Linked DNA regions of Homo sapiens: all the other regions are linked to region 5. The links are chromatin contacts, found by Hi-C or POLR2A ChIA-PET in ENCODE. All regions are on one chromosome and are shown on one strand. Each heading gives the region's core, a stretch centred on a gene start or an enhancer-like site at or near the end of the contact. The rest is flanking DNA. Distances are from core to core; before and after follow the strand shown. Region 1 has its middle 25 kb from the start of GSTP1. Region 2 holds the start of NPAS4 (neuronal PAS domain protein 4). Region 3 holds the start of YIF1A (Yip1 interacting factor homolog A, membrane trafficking protein). Region 4 holds the start of SLC29A2 (solute carrier family 29 member 2). Region 5 holds the start of PC (pyruvate carboxylase).

Region 1 (2,804 bases), core at 18-2,517, 600 kb after region 5:
ACACCACTGCACTCTGGCCTGGGCGACAGAGTGAAACTCCATCTTGAAAAAAAAAATTGCATTTCCTAATGACACTGAACATGTTTTTACCTTTTTATATGCTTAAGGGGTGTATAATAATGGCACACAAATCGTCTTAAGGCTATTTGTTTTAAATATTAGGGACTAGACTATGAAATATGGACACAGATAGGCTAGTAATTTATTGTCCCTTTGAAGTCTTTTTTTTTTTTTTTTTTTTTTTTGGTAGAGATGGGGTCTTGCCATGTTGCCCAAGCTGGTCTCGAACTCCTGGGCTCAAGTGATCCACCTGCCTTGGCCTCCCAAAGTGCTGGGATTACAGGCGTGAACCACCACAACTGGCCCCTTTCAAAGTCTTTTTTTTTTTTTTTTTTGAGAGGGGTCTCACTCTGTCACCCAGGCTGGAGAGCAGTGGTGCGATCTCGGCTCACTGCAACCTCTGCCTCCTGGGTTCAAGTGATTCTCCTGCCTCAGCCTCCCGAGTAGCTGAGACTACAGGTGTGTGCCACCACACCCGGCTCTTTTTTGTGTGTTTTTAGTAGAGACAGCGTTTCACCATGTTGGCCAGGCTGGTCTCAAACTCCTGACCGCAAATGATCTGCCCGCCTTGGCCTCCCAAAATGCTGGGATTATAGGCATGAGCCACTGCGCCCAGCCCAAAGTCTTTACATATTTGCCCAACATGTATTTAGTTTGGCTGTTTCTTTATTTTAAAAAGCCGCTTTTTATTTAAAGAAAAACAAAAGATTGTTTTCAGAAATAAATTCACCTTCCGGGGCTAAAAAAATCCTAACCATTTCCTACTTCTCTTTGGTTCTTGTTCTCACTTCAGGTTGTATATTAATCAGATACAAGTCCCACTGAGGTTACAAAGTCCCCCAACCGCAGCAGCTGAAACAAGCTAGAAGTATGTTTTCACTCTGCAACAAGTCCGGTGTCCTCTGCACGAAGCAATGGGCACTCCGTGGTGTTAGGGACCCAGGCTCCCCCTGCTCTCTCTGCCATGCCAAGGATGCCATCCCTGTCACGTCCATGTTCCAGCCCCGCGGGATCAGGGGTTCTCTGAACAACACCTTTTGAAGAGGCATCTTCTAGGTTTGCAATGTAGATGATAAAATAAGTCACTTGTTGGCAACACGCAGCATACCCCATGCAGCACCGGGTTTCTGACTTGCAACTGGCGTGACTTCTAGTGAATGTGCCGCCCAGAAACACTCGACGGAGACTACACTGCTATCACTAAGTTGTTTTTTCTCCTTCTTGAGTACTTCAGTGGGGTGGGGCCAATTTATATTTAACCAGTTATTTCAGGAATCAAGGAGGGCGGGGAGGCACACTGACTGCTGTATTACTGGTTCATTCTGGGAAGCCTGGGCCCAGCTCCAGCTTGCTGAGGCCACGCTACGGGGTCCACAGCGTCGACTGTCCCTGACTCTAACCAGCGTCTCCCAGAGCCTGCAAATGTGCCACACACAGCAGCAGGGGCGGGGCTCACTCCTCATTCTCACTCTTCGACTTGTATTGGGCTGATTTTGATTGAAAGCAGCAGAAACCCAATCAAAGGCGAATTTGCTGACTCAGTTAACTGGAAGATAACGGATGCTTCTGCTTTACGCACGTTGGATCCAGGAGCTCCATCAAATTCTTCATCATTTCTCACTCTTCCTCCCCATGAAACATTGTTTTTCTCCCTCTGTCTCTCTTTTTTTTTTTTTTTTTGAGACAGAGTCTTGCTCTGTCGTCCAGGCTGGAGTGCAGTGGTGCGATCTCGGCTCACTGAAACCTCCGCCTCCCGGGTTCGAGCAATTCTCGTGCCTCAGCCTCCCGAGTGGCTGGGACTACAGGTGCCCGGCTAATTTTTGAATTTTTAGTGGAGACGGGGTTTCACCGCGTTGGCCAGGCTGGTGTCGAACTTCTGACCTCAAGTGGTCTGTCCGCCTCAGCCTCCCAAAATGTTGGGATTACAGGTATGAGCCACTGCACCCAGCCAGCATTCTTTTTCTCTACACTGCTTACTTCTCTGTGGCTTCATTCTCAGGCAGCCTGTACCTGCAGGGTGGCAAATATGGCCAAGTCACTTTAAGGCTTTCTTTGATGAGTTCTGGGGTTGCCTTTCATTGGCGTGGCTCACTGGGTCCTGCCCCTCCCTGAATAATCACTTTGGCTAGGAGAATGCAGTTCCTATCCCCTTGGCAGAAGTGGTCACTTTCAGTTCAATCACATGGATTTGGTTCCTCCAAGAAAGAGAGGTTCTGTTACCAAAGGAAGAGGCAAAGGATGCTTAGCTGACGAAGACCTCAGGTGCCCTCTGTGCCTTCTTTGCTGTGCCCAGATGATGCCTTTGGCCAGCTTTTTCCTGTACTGCTCATTATAAAAACAATATGTAATGAAGTGGAGAAAACTTATTTCTCAAAAATTCCTGGACAGGCACTGTGGCTCACGCCTATAATTTCAGTGCCTTGGGAAGCTGAGGTGGGAGGCCAGGAGTTTGAGACGAGCCTGGGCAACACACTGAGATCCCATCTCCATTTAAAATATGTATATTAAAAAAACAAATCCTAAGGGAAGACTGGAGATAGGCTGGTGGGTGATTTGGACAGAGAGGGGCCATCTCTATGCCCAGGGCCTGGATGTCCCATGAACAGCTTTTCCTGGGGTCAGGCAGGCAGGGGTGGAGGGCACCAGCAGGAGGAGATGGAGGACTGGGCTATGCCAGGTGCCGCCTCCTGTCCATGCCCCACCCTGATTCTCCATCACGGGCCGATTCCCTGCAATGCCCAGGA
Region 2 (3,002 bases), core at 61-2,560, 540 kb before region 5:
CAGGATATGAAAAGGATAGAAAAGGATATGAAAGGACAGAAAAAGAAACGAAGGTGGAAAGTGGAGAGCTGAAGGTGGAGAGGCAGAGCCAGGAGCCTTAGAGGCGCAAATGTGGAGAGGGGTGGAGGGAACCTGGCAAAAATACAGGGTCCCTGGTAGGTGCAGGGGTCATGGAGGGTCCGGCGCTGCCCCTTCGCTTCTCAGCTGCTCCCCCATCTTGCCCGCCTAGGCAGGGCGGGGAGCCCTCCGGAGCGGTGCGGAGGCAGCCAGGCCCCGCCCGCCGCAGCCGCGGCAGCCGCCGGAGGATTCCTGTCCTAATATGGAGCTGGGATTCCCCCGGCCCCGCCCCCGCCCCCGGCCCGCGGGGAGACAGAGGCTGGCAGCAGGGCGGGGGGAAGCGCTCGCTTGGGGGCCGGCAACGGGGGGAAGGGATGCCTAAGTGCAGACCCAGGTCCTCGCCGTGCCCCCACGTCCCTGCCTCAGTTTCCCCTTCAGTAAGGTTAATTAGCTGAGAGGGAAACCACGAATCACTGCAGACTACAGCGCTGATGTTGGTTTCTATTCTTGGCTGTGGGAAAACAGGATCAACGCCAAATTCAGCTGGTCCCTTTCCCACCGGACTCCCTTTCCACCCATCCTCGGGACTTAGACCCCCATGAACACCCCCTGATAAGCCGCCAAGGCCCGATTTGGGAAGCGGGGGCGGGAATTTGTTCTCTAAAAATGGCCAAGGGAATCCCAGGTTAAATAGTCCCCAGAGAGGAACCCCAGCAGTGACCTGTCCCACGGAGGCCAAGGAAAGTCCTCCTTCCCTGCATGTGAACGTGACCTTGTCTGTCAAGTAACGAGGGGGATTTGTAGACAACCCTGTTCTTCCCCATTCCCTCAACTCCTCAGAAAAATTAGTGTCAGTGCCGGCCCCTCTCTGCCCTCTGCGGACTCCTGCCGCGGGCTTCAGGCCGCCCTAAACCTGGCCCTGTCGCTTCCCTCAACTGAACGCATTCAGACGCCAGGGTCCCCACACTCCATTCAAGCTTTCCTAACGCAGCGCCTTCCTCTCCGCTCAGCTCCCGCCAGGCTTGGCCCCCTCCGCAGCCTCCTGCTCCCCCCTCGCCCGCCTCCCTCCCTCTCTCATTCTACGTCATGAGATGACGTCGGAAGCCGGGCGGGAGGAGGAGCCCCCCTCCCCAGTCAGCGGCTCCCGCTGCAGCTTGCTTAGCCCAGCCTCCCGCTCTCCCGCCCCCCCGGCTCTAAAACGAGCCCCCCACGCCTGGCAGGAGCTATATAAGGCGGCGTGAGGCAGGCGAGGGGGGCAGCGCAGCCGAGCGGAGCCCAGGAGAGCAGAGAGCGAGCCTGAGCGAGAGACGGGGAAGCACGGAGGAGGAAGCCGCCGGTGCGTCGGGACGGGAGCGCAGGTGCTCGGGCACCCGAGCTGGAGCTCCGCAGCCGCCGGTCATGTACCGCTCCACCAAGGGCGCCTCCAAGGCGCGCCGGGACCAGATCAACGCCGAGATCCGGAACCTCAAGGAGCTGCTGCCGCTGGCCGAAGCGGACAAGGTCCGGCTGTCCTACCTGCACATCATGAGCCTCGCCTGCATCTACACTCGCAAGGGCGTCTTCTTCGCTGGTGGTGAGCATGCTGGGGCTACCGCAGATCCGAGCTGCCAGGCGCCGGAGACCCTGGAGCTGAGGGAACCCGCTGGGGCTGTCGCATGTCTAGGGCAGCGTGCTGGCGAGCTGGGGAGATTCGGGACTCGGGAGATTCGGGACTTTCTACTTTTCCTCCTGAGCTCCCTCCAGACCTCACCTTAGTTCTGAATGAGAGTTAGAGAGCCTGGACGGTGTCCCTAACACCAGATTATGAGAGGATAAGAGCCAGGACAGAGCGGCCTCGGTGCCCGCCAGTGCAGAAGCGCTCCGGGAGCCGGGGAGGGAAGCCCGGGAAGTTGCAGGGATGGAGCTGCCTGAGCCTAGGGGAACATAGCTACTGTCCGCGGTGCTGAAAGGGATCTCCTGTCGCCTTCGGGGCGCTGCCCATGGTGCTGACGGCTGCGCCGGCCGTGTATGGCTCTGTCCATGGTTCTGAACCCACAGTCGGCTTCGGAGCTCTGTCCGCGGTTCTGAAATTCAGAGCCGCTTTGGAGCTCTGTCCGCGGTTCTGAAATTAAGAGCCGAGAGGAGCCGACCCCGCTTTAGAAGTCGAGGGCTTGTGGGCTATGGAGATACAGCAACAGGTTCCCTGGCCAAGAGCTGCGGGCAGCGGGTCAACAGGTGTTTGCAGAGGCAGGTCCATGAGAAATTCCTCTGGATTCTCTGAAACTCAGACCATGCCTTCCTCACTTCTTCTCTGCCTCCCAGTCTTACTCCTGACGCACTACGTCTTCTCGCCCTACAGGCACTCCTCTGGCGGGCCCCACGGGGCTTCTCTCAGCTCAAGAGCTTGAGGACATCGTAGCGGCACTACCCGGCTTTCTGCTTGTGTTCACAGCCGAGGGGAAATTGCTCTACCTGTCTGAGAGTGTGAGCGAGCATCTGGGCCACTCCATGGTGAGTGCTAAGGGTCCTTTCAGCTGAGGCTGGGCATGGAGTGGGTGCCGTGAGCCTTCCACTCCTGAGGAACTGGGAATTACTATGGAGGGAGAGGTTATACCCTACAAGATACTGTAGATCAAAGATTGGCTCCTGCTGTTCTCCCTAATGGTCATCTCTTCTTTTCCTCCCTCCAGGTGGACCTGGTTGCCCAGGGTGACAGCATCTACGACATCATTGACCCAGCTGACCACCTCACTGTGCGCCAGCAACTCACCCTGCCCTCTGCCCTGGACACTGGTAAGGACTCCCTTCTCCCTTCCTCGGTCCAATTTCCCACCTGCTGCCCTTCTCCCCACCATCCACTGTCTCTCTCTCAGCCACTCACCCTCTTATCTGTTTTTCTCTTCATCTATCTAGATCGCCTCTTCCGCTGCCGCTTCAACACCTCCAAGTCCCTCAGGCGCCAGAGT
Region 3 (3,099 bases), core at 110-2,609, 670 kb before region 5:
CCACCAGCTCCCTTGGTAGGAAGCTCACCTGGTGTGTGTAGGGGAAGACCAGCAGCCCTAGCTTCTTGGCCACGTAGGCTGTGTCCACAGCAAAAAAATACTTGAGTTTGCTCACAGACACAAAACGGTGCAGCTGGGAGGGGAGAGAGGAAGCTGTGGGCAAGCCGCACCCCAGGCCTCAGGGTGCCCCTCTGTGTGCTCCATCCCTGAGGGCACTGTGAGGAATCGGGTGGAATCCCATGATGCCCCAGCCCTAGCCAAAAATTCTGCCACCCGTGCCCCGGGGGCAGGCCACACCTCCTTGTGCACCATGTCCTTCCCATGGGATGCGATGGAGCTGCCATAGGCCATAGCCACATTGGCCATTGGGTCCCCAAGCAAGTGGTTGACACTGAAGGCCACGTCTGCTCCTGTGGCTGGGTATCCCCCGGGCTGGCTGGAATAACCACCGCTTGTGTCATCGAAGAGGGGAGGGGGATCCGGGGCTGCCCGGGCCCTGTGCTTGGAGCCTGTGGGTTTGGAGGTATCAGAGTAGATGACAGAAATACCAAGCATGAGCCCAAACCACCGCCCCTTCCCTGGCTGGACAGCCCTGCACGGGTCCTGGAGGCACCGATCAGTGAGGGGACCCCAAGCTGGGTGAGGGGGAGCTAACTGAGAAAAAACTGTGATGAGGGATCCTTTGCGAGAAATCCGTTGCTAAATGTAGGCAAAGAAAGAGCTGAGGCAGCGCCTAGAACTGGTTGCCCACTTGGGGTTTCTGAAGGCCTCTCACTGGAAGTGACCTCTGAACTGAGCCACAGTGAGTAGAAGTGTGCTAGGTGAAAATAACTGGGAGGGCATCCTTCCGTGAACAAAGCTGGGAGAGGCGACAGCTGGCTACCTGGAGGCCCTGGACAGTGATCAGGGACCTCATCAGGTTCACAACAGTCAAAGGAGTTTCTGGAGGAGGAGGCGGACCCCGTTTTTGCCCGACTCCGGCATGGGATTCCCAGGACTGGGCCGAGAGGGCGAAGTCCGGGACGTGTTGGAGTGTTACGAGGGGCAGGAACCCGAGTGACACCCCCGCCCTGGGCGGCGGTCCCAGTCGCTATCTCCCTCGGGGTGAGCGGGCCACGCCGCCGACTCTCCCCCCGCCGGCCGCGCCGCGCCCCGCCCGCGCCCCACGCACCGTGGGCTCCGTAGCCCGAGTGATAAGCCATGGCCGCGACGCTCGCTGTCCCCGAGGGCCCGCTGCGCCGCCTCGTGGGTACGAATACTAATGAGGCAGCTGCTCCGCGCCCAGGGTACCGACCGAGGCCACCCGGCCGCGCGACACGTCCCCCACCCCGCCGGTCTCGGCCACCATGTCCGTGGCGTCATCCCCCGCGCCTGCCATTGGCTCTTCGGCGGCGCCGGCTCGCCCCTCCCCTCTCCCAATTGGCCACTGACGAGCTCTGGCCTGAGCGGATTCGGCAGAAGGCAACATCCGGGTGAGGGACAGGCGGAGCGACTTGCGGTGCCTGGGATTGGATCACGGGCTTGCCAGTTCACGGTGGGAACAGCCAATAGAAGAGTTAAGAAAGAAGGTGGGCGAGAATTATTTGCGCGCCTGCGCGGTGAGGCACTTGACGCACCCTGCCACGACTACACCAGGGAGTCGAGAGGTAACCTGCAGCCGGAGTCAGGAGCAAAGCTTCCTTGGTGGGACGTACTCCAGGAGGGAACGGGGCGGTCGAGTTCCAACCAAGCCCTGCCCTTCGGGGCGCCTGTTTCTCCCTCTCTGGGCTTGTTTTCCTCCCCCGTCACCTACACTTCACCCAATCTTGGAACGGAGCCCCGGCAGACCCGGAGGTGGTGGTGGGAGGCCGGACCTATCAGTGACAGAGCTGCCAAGCAAGCCCCAGGATGCTGACTCCACCCGCCTCCCACTCCTCTTCTCCGCGCGGGTGCTGTCCGTCGTCCGGTGCTGAAAATGTCCTCCCGCCTCAGCCGCCATCCTGTAGACTCCCGGGGGCCTGCGTATGGGAAGATTTGGGGTCTCGAACCACACGCTCCTAGCGAGCGCGTGGCCGCACGCACACATACACGCATACTGCAAAACTGGGGCCCAGAGGATCCGAAGTCTGAGAGATTGGGTGGTATAGGTGGGGCAGGATCCTGCCCCGGGCCTGTCCCATAGACTCTCCCGTAGTCCAGCAGATTTGGGGGCAGAGGTGTGCTGATTTGCGTCCTGAAGCTGCAGCCTAAACTCCTGAGTCATCGCCGGGCCTGTGGTCTTCTTGAAGTGAGGCCCCTAAGCCTCACTTGTAGTCCCGGGGGTTCCTTTCTCTCCACCCAGGTTCTGATCACTCCCAACCCCGCGGAGACAGTCTTCAGGGGCCTCCCTCTCACAGACCTTCAGCCACCGCTTTCTAGAGAGCATGAGCAGGTTCTCTGCGACCTCTCTAATTAGCTACCAGGTATCCAGTTACACCAGATGACCTTCCTGCTCCCCAAACTCAGCCCACGTGGTCTGATTGCAGTGCCATTGCCCAGAGGTCCCCTCCACCTGGGATGCCCTTCCCCCTCATATCCACTTGTCCATAAGCCTAGTTATCTTTAAGAGTTAGTTCATCTCGTGCCTCTCAGAGGGACAAAGGGGACAGAGACCTGACCCGGTCAGGGGTGGAGGTCATAGGTTGGGTTCTAGGCCCCCTCTGGGTGCACCCAATTTGCCCTGCATGTAAGTTCCATGAGGACAGGCCCTGTTGTCATTCTCCACTTCCACCCTTGTCTTCCCAGTGCCAAGCACAATACTTGCATATGGAAGACACCCAATAAACATCTGTGTCCAAGAAATTCATAATAAATAGATAAAACCCTGGACCAGTCCTTTCCTGTGTCCACATCTCAATTACCTAATCTTTAAGTGGGTAAGGATGTTTAATTGAATGGTCTTTGAGTTGCTCTTTGCCTGAACACACGCACATACAAAAATGAATTAACCCACCAGTATTGCAGCTCATTTTCTGCCCATATTGTCTAGTTTGGGAGCAAAGCCAGACCCAGACACAGATGTGAAGATCTGAGGCCCTGGAGGGCTAGGAGGTAGCACTGGGGCCACGTGTACCTGGGAGG
Region 4 (2,785 bases), core at 114-2,613, 590 kb before region 5:
AGAGCCAGTACCCAAGAAGCATTTGCAAAGTTGTTGCAGTGAATACAGATGAATAACCCGGTCCCAAAGACAATGCAAACCCCACATTTCTGCCTTCCCTGAAGAGCCTCCCTGCTGTTTCCTCCTGTGTCCCCAGTGCCTGCTCCACAGTAGATGCACATTAAAAGTTTGTTGAATGAGGCTGGGCACGGTGGCTCACGCCTGTAATCCCAGCACTTTGGGAGGCCGAGGCGGGAGGATCACGAGGTCAGGAGATCGAGACCATCCTGGCTAACACGGTGAAACCCCGTCTCTACTAAAAATACAAAAAAAAATAGCCGCGCGTGGCGGCGGGCGCCTGTAGTCCCAGCTACTCGGGAGGGTGAGGCAGGAGAATGGCGTGAACCCGGGAGGCGGAGCTTGCAGTGAGCCGAGATGGCGCCACTGCACTCCAGCCTGGGCGAAAGAGCCAGACTCTGTCTCAAAAAAAAAAAAAAAAAAAAAGTTTGTTGAATGAATGAGTGAATGAATGAAATTCATGGTATTTCAAAGAAAATCAAACGTTCGATAACCGACTTTTGGGGTGACTGACTCAGGAATAACGACACACAGAGAGGGGTGGCAGCGCCTTTGCTCATTCCAGACCCTGTGGGCTGGTGGCCTTGCCCCTCTGAGATGTGGGCATTGCTGAAGTTCTACTTTCCTAGCCACGGGGGAAGCATTCCCCTCTCCGAGCTTCAGCCCATAATGAGCTCAACGAGGGGTCACAGGTGCGCGGTGAGGAAGCGCCCGCTAAGCTTCATCCAAAGGGCTGGAGGGAGGGGTGCTGGCTGTGGCCACGAGGCTGCCACGCCGCCAGGAGTCTCACCGGGATGGCGGTGATGAAGAAGTTCCAGGGAAGGAGGGTGCCCAGCCCCAGGATGAAGAAGCTGATCCCGACCAGGTGGTAGCTGTGGGGATCGGTGGGAAGGTCACCCCGAGGACGCACCCGCCTCCGCAGGCCCTCCCGCCTCCCAGGCCACCCCCTCCGGAGCGGACTACAACCCCGATCACCCCGGTTCCGGCGGCCGAGGGAGTCGGCTGATGGGAATTGTAGTTCGATCCGGTCTTCTCTGAGCCTCGGAGCGCCTTCAGGGAGCGGGTCTGCAACGCCCCCGGCCACTTGCAACGCACCCGGGCCCACTCACCTGTCCCGCGGGGCGTCTCCTCGCGCCATGGCCGCCGCGGCGGATGCGCCTGGGGTGAAAGGGGCAGAGAAGCCGCACCTGCACCTGCGCTGGGGCGGAGGGCCGCAGACCGGTGGGGCGGGGGGCGGGTCTCCCCAGATTCCGGTGCAGGGCGGCTGGAGTCGCACAGGTAGCCTCGGGCGGATTTCGGCGTGTCTCGCGCTCCGCAGGCTGGGACCTGGGCTCCGCCCCGAGGCGGGGACAGAGGGTCGCGCCACCCGTCTCTCCTTCCCCCACCCGCCTCAGGGACTCGACTCTGGCTCGGGCCCCGCCCCACCTAGGGGCCTGCGGAACCCGCCCGCTCCCCGCACAGCCCCTCCCCGCAGCCCCCCGTCCTCTCCGCGGGGGCGGGTCCCGGATCCCTGCGGCGGAGGGGAAGGCGGGGGTAGGGACGAGGTGTAACCTCACCTCCACCCCCCGCCGAGAGCTCTGTAGGGGCAGCACTGGTGCGGGGCTCTTCCCGCTTCGTCAGCTCCGAGGTGATGCCAGAGCCGCTCCTGCGACCCCTAAAGCTGGAACCCACCGGGGCGCCCCCTAACTAGGGAGCCGCTGCGGAGTCCCCGCCCAGAGCGTAACCCGAGCCGGGCCCGGGCGGGGGAACCAGAGCTGCCACAGGTCGCCCGCGATCCTGGCGGGCTTCGCCGCGCTGGGTCCCCGGGAGTGCCTGGAAAAAAACAGCATTACTTTCAACTCCCTACTCTTTTTCTGTTAAAAAAAAAAATTTGAAAAGACTATAAATCATTAATTTGCTCCTACTCTCATAATCTACGAATAGGTGTGGGTTCTCTGCAATCCCCGGGCGTATCGGGGACGCTGGAGAAGTGAGAGGCTCCAAAACACAAACTAGTTTTTTTGAGACTGAGTGTCGCTCTGTCGCCCAGGCGGAAGTGCAGTGGCGTGATCTTGGCTCACTGCAACCTCCCCCTCCCAGGCAGGTTCAAGCGATTCTGGTGCCTCAGCCTCAGGAGTAGCTGGGACTACAGGCGCATGCCACCACGTCCGGTTAATTTTTGTATTTTTAGTAGAAACGGGGCTTCACCAGCTCTACTGAAGAGGTGGCCAGTCTAGTCTCGAACTCATCTTTTGACCAGGCTGGTCTCGAACTCTTGACCTCAGGTGATCCGCCCGCATCGGCCTCCCAAAATGTTGCTATTACAGGCGTGAGCCACCACGCCCGGCCACAAACTATTTTCTTAAGCAATGACATTTTATAGCCATTCCCAGGTTGCTTATGTTTTTCCTCCAGCCGACTGAGAGTCTGTAGGGGCAGAGGCTGTGCTTATCTGGTCCATTGGTTTACTGGCAGCATCTAGCGCCGTTGAGTGATAAATGGGTGGTTGCAGTAAAATGCAGGTGATTTTAGGGAGAACAGAGACAGCATTAAATTACACCGAAAGAGAAAGTTATTCTTCCCATTTTCTTTCAAGCCTCTGAATATGTCAAGGGTGTTAACAGGTTGCTAACACTTCTTAATCTGCCTTCCCATCCCTTCCCCTCAGTTAGCCTCAGAGGGTCTGCTGACAATTTTATCAAAAGTTATTAACTTGTATTTTTCTTATATTTATTTTTATAGCAACTTT
Region 5 (2,743 bases), core at 138-2,637:
ACTGTAGGTGTGCAAAAGAATGTGATTAAGAGTTCAACAGTTAAGGAGAGCCTGCAGGCAGGAAGCTGTAGCTGCAAGTGAGAGAAATGCTGAGCACATCCACCCCCAGCACAAGTGTTTGCATCACATACAGGGAAAGGGTGCCTTGGGGGAGGCCAGCCAGGGCTGATGGTGGCAGTGGGTACGGGAGCAATAGGGAGGCAGATGGCAGGCACTCTGGAGGTTCTGGTTGTCATCAGCAAGTGTTGGTACTTCTCTGAGCCTGTTTTCTCAGCTGGAGAACGGGTAAGGAGCCCAGGCCTACCTCTTCTCACAAAATAAAGACACAATCTGATTTTTTAGAATTTCAGACGAGGCACGCCTGTAATCTCAGCACTTTGGGAAGCCAGGGCAGGCCGCTCGCTTGAGCGTAGGAGTTCGAGACCAGCCTGGGCAACATGACGGAACCTCGTCTCTACCAAAAAATACAAAAATTAGCTAGGCGTGGTGGCGCCCGCCTGTAGTCCCAGCACTGGGGGACTGTGGCAGGAGGGTCGCTTGAGCCCGGGAGGTCGAGACTGCAGTGAGCCGAGATCGCGCCACTGCACTCCAGCCTGGGTGGGTGACAGCAAGACCCTGTCTAAAAAAGAAAAGAAAACAAAAGAATCTCAAAGTTGCCAGGGACCTAGGGACTTGGCTTCCGACTCTGATGCGCTTTGTAAACTACTAAAAGCTGGAGAAATAAGGGGCTGAGCCCAGCCCCACCTCCTGAATGAGCGGCCTTGGGCGAATCACTGCGTCTGGGCGCCTGGAGCTTCCCCGTCTGAAACAAAGTAGAGGATCCTACGGGAGGCGGAGTGCGAGAGCAAGGAACAAGGAAAGCCCTCGCCTTACACGCCGCGGCTTCCTGCAGAGCTGAGCCACATCCAGTACGATGGGGACAACTTGGGCTCCCGATCCTGACAGACTTGGGTTCGAACCCTCAGGGACCTCGCGCGAGGCGCTTTAGTCAGTTTCTCCATCTGCAAAATGGGCCCGAGAGCAAGAATGAGGCAGCCCGCAGGCGGACGCTGCGGAGGGGCGCTCGGGGGCTGCAGCCGGGGGCGGGTCCGGGGGCGGGTCCAGCCGGCCGAGCCCCCGCGCGAGGGGGAGGGGCGCCGTCCGCTGCGTCGCGTCGCGCACCGCGCACAGCCCGTCGCTGTCTCCTCCAGCCGTCACTCGCGGAGCCCGCGCCGCCTTTGCGCGCGCGACCCTTACATAAGCGTCCCTCGCAGCGGTGCCGGCGCACGTCCACCCGCTCCGACCCGCCGCGGGAAGAGGACCGTGCGGAGCGCGGCGGACACTCACCTCCTCGCCGTCGCCAGTCCTCGCCGCCGCCTCTACCGCTGCTGCCTCCACTGACAGAGAACAGCTGCGGTCTCCGTGCAACCGAACTTGCTGCAGTCCCGGCCCCGCCTTACGGACTTCCTATTGGCCCAGACAGCCCAACCCCTCCCGTTATTGGGCAGTGTTCTCCGTCACTCCTCGCCCCTAGGCTCTGGACTCCTCCCTGTGCCCGCCTGTCCGTCACGTTTAAGCCTTGGCGCCCCACGTCAGCCCCGCCCCTCCCGTCCCCGGCGAGCGCCTGGATAAGTGGCGAGGCTGGGAGAGCCCGCCCCTGGCGCACCACCGCCTACTCCCTTGTCTCCGGAGCCTCACGTGGGCCGCCGGACCCTAGCCGACGCCCGCAATAGGCGGAAGTGGCCGGGCTGTGGCTCGCAGTTATTGGCTGTCGGCGGGGGTGGGGACGTTCGATTCATTCACCCGAGTAGCACGTGTCTCCCGAAGCTGCAAGCACAACAGTTCGCACTGGGGCTCAGGCATCCCGGCTAGACGCAGATACGCGCTGGCTAGCGGAGAAGAGGTCGCAGGAAAAGCTAACGTTAGCGAAGGGCAGGAGGAAGGAGAAGGCGCTTGTGCCACACGGGTTACATGACTATGTCCTTTAACAGCTGCGTAGATGATGATGGGGGTCTACAGTACGTCTGTGTGACCTTGGGCAAGCAACTTAACCTCTGAGTCTCGGTTTTGTCATCTGCAGAGCGAAGCTACTCAGGACCTAGGGGGTTTGGAAGCCTTGTTTGAGACACAAGACACTTGACAAGACCCAAGACACTTGTCAAAGAGGAAAGCTTTGACAAGTGGAACAAGTGACTGAGGCATAAGTCTCTGTCATCGAGGCTTATTAATCCAGTTTGAGGGCGTGCTCGGGAAAAACACGAACCACAGACACATCCGTGGTTGTTTTTCCGAAGAGGTTTTCGGGAGGTTTAGTATTTATGCATTTCCTTAAAGGGGGAATGAGGGGAAGGCATGTAGGAAGAAGGGCAAGTAGGCGATTAGGACAATAGTTACATTCCTATGGGACTTTAGCTAATGCCCGGTAAATCTACGTAAGATGAGATGAATGTCTGAAGAGAAAAAGAGAGTAAAGGAAGAGTCAGTTATGCAGATGTCTCTGAGTAGGTAGTTTTGACTTTGTTCTGCACCTGGGAAAATAAGCTTGTAATGACATTCTTATTGTGGAATTTTTAGGAGCTAGACTTAGATTGTAGACCTGAAGCTACAATTGACCTGTCCTTGTTTATGGGAGGCCAGCAAGAATTTACTTGTGAATGATCTGTGGGGGCAGCCCTTCCCAAATGCCTGAGGTTTTTACCTTTCCGTGTGGATATGGCTGATGCCTAATGCTAGTAACAGCTATTCTTTTGGAAGAGGGTGTTGC

Evidence for each region. A loop is a pair of places that touch in the nucleus more often than their neighbours do. ChIA-PET counts read pairs that join two places held with the same protein, here RNA polymerase II (POLR2A). Pooled maps may share reads with other maps.
Region 1: a pooled map shows a loop between it and region 5 (4-fold over the local background). The contact joins the enhancer-like site here to the promoter of PC in region 5. A Hi-C loop is called at or near these places in 1 of 50 pooled maps. POLR2A ChIA-PET finds 5 or more read pairs at or near these places in 4 of 52 experiments (A673, HEK293T, WTC11 and 1 more).
Region 2: a loop to region 5 is called in a pooled map, with 8 times the contacts of the local background. The contact joins the promoter of NPAS4 here to the promoter of PC in region 5. A Hi-C loop is called at or near these places in 8 of 50 pooled maps.
Region 3: a pooled map shows a loop between it and region 5 (8-fold over the local background). The contact joins the promoter of YIF1A here to the promoter of PC in region 5. A Hi-C loop is called at or near these places in 6 of 50 pooled maps.
Region 4: a pooled map shows a loop between it and region 5 (8-fold over the local background). The contact joins the promoter of SLC29A2 here to the promoter of PC in region 5. A Hi-C loop is called at or near these places in 6 of 50 pooled maps.

Annotation. Positions count from the first base shown.
Region 1 is chr11:67,557,329-67,560,132 of GRCh38, forward strand. No RefSeq gene overlaps it. Among named protein-coding and RNA genes, the nearest start is that of GSTP1, 25 kb to the right of the region's middle. Within about 2 kb of position 1,268, at least 10 of the 41 ENCODE cell types and tissues checked have a DNase peak (open chromatin) inside an H3K27ac peak, as active enhancers do.
Region 2 is chr11:66,419,725-66,422,726 of GRCh38, forward strand. NPAS4 (neuronal PAS domain protein 4) reads left to right here and starts at 1,311. Exons shown (of 8, transcript NM_178864.4): 1 at 1,311-1,630; 2 at 2,396-2,547; 3 at 2,727-2,829; 4 at 2,950-3,002. The coding sequence starts at 1,456. RefSeq lists an enhancer at 1,357-1,953 and silencers at 1,886-2,200, 1,894-2,188.
Region 3 is chr11:66,287,784-66,290,882 of GRCh38, forward strand. YIF1A (Yip1 interacting factor homolog A, membrane trafficking protein) reads right to left here and starts at 1,360. Exons shown (of 8, transcript NM_020470.3): 1 at 1,172-1,360; 2 at 298-509; 3 at 29-133. The coding sequence starts at 1,202. RefSeq lists a silencer at 977-1,436 and enhancers at 1,375-1,669, 1,537-1,676.
Region 4 is chr11:66,370,397-66,373,181 of GRCh38, forward strand. It overlaps SLC29A2 (solute carrier family 29 member 2), which reads right to left and starts at 1,364. Exons shown (of 12, transcript NM_001532.3): 1 at 1,167-1,364; 2 at 848-929. The coding sequence starts at 1,195. RefSeq lists a silencer at 1,060-1,819.
Region 5 is chr11:66,956,996-66,959,738 of GRCh38, forward strand. PC (pyruvate carboxylase) reads right to left here and starts at 1,388. Exons shown (of 23, transcript NM_001040716.2): 1 at 1,327-1,388. RefSeq lists enhancers at 1-182, 1,346-1,395 and silencers at 1,046-1,145, 1,466-1,825.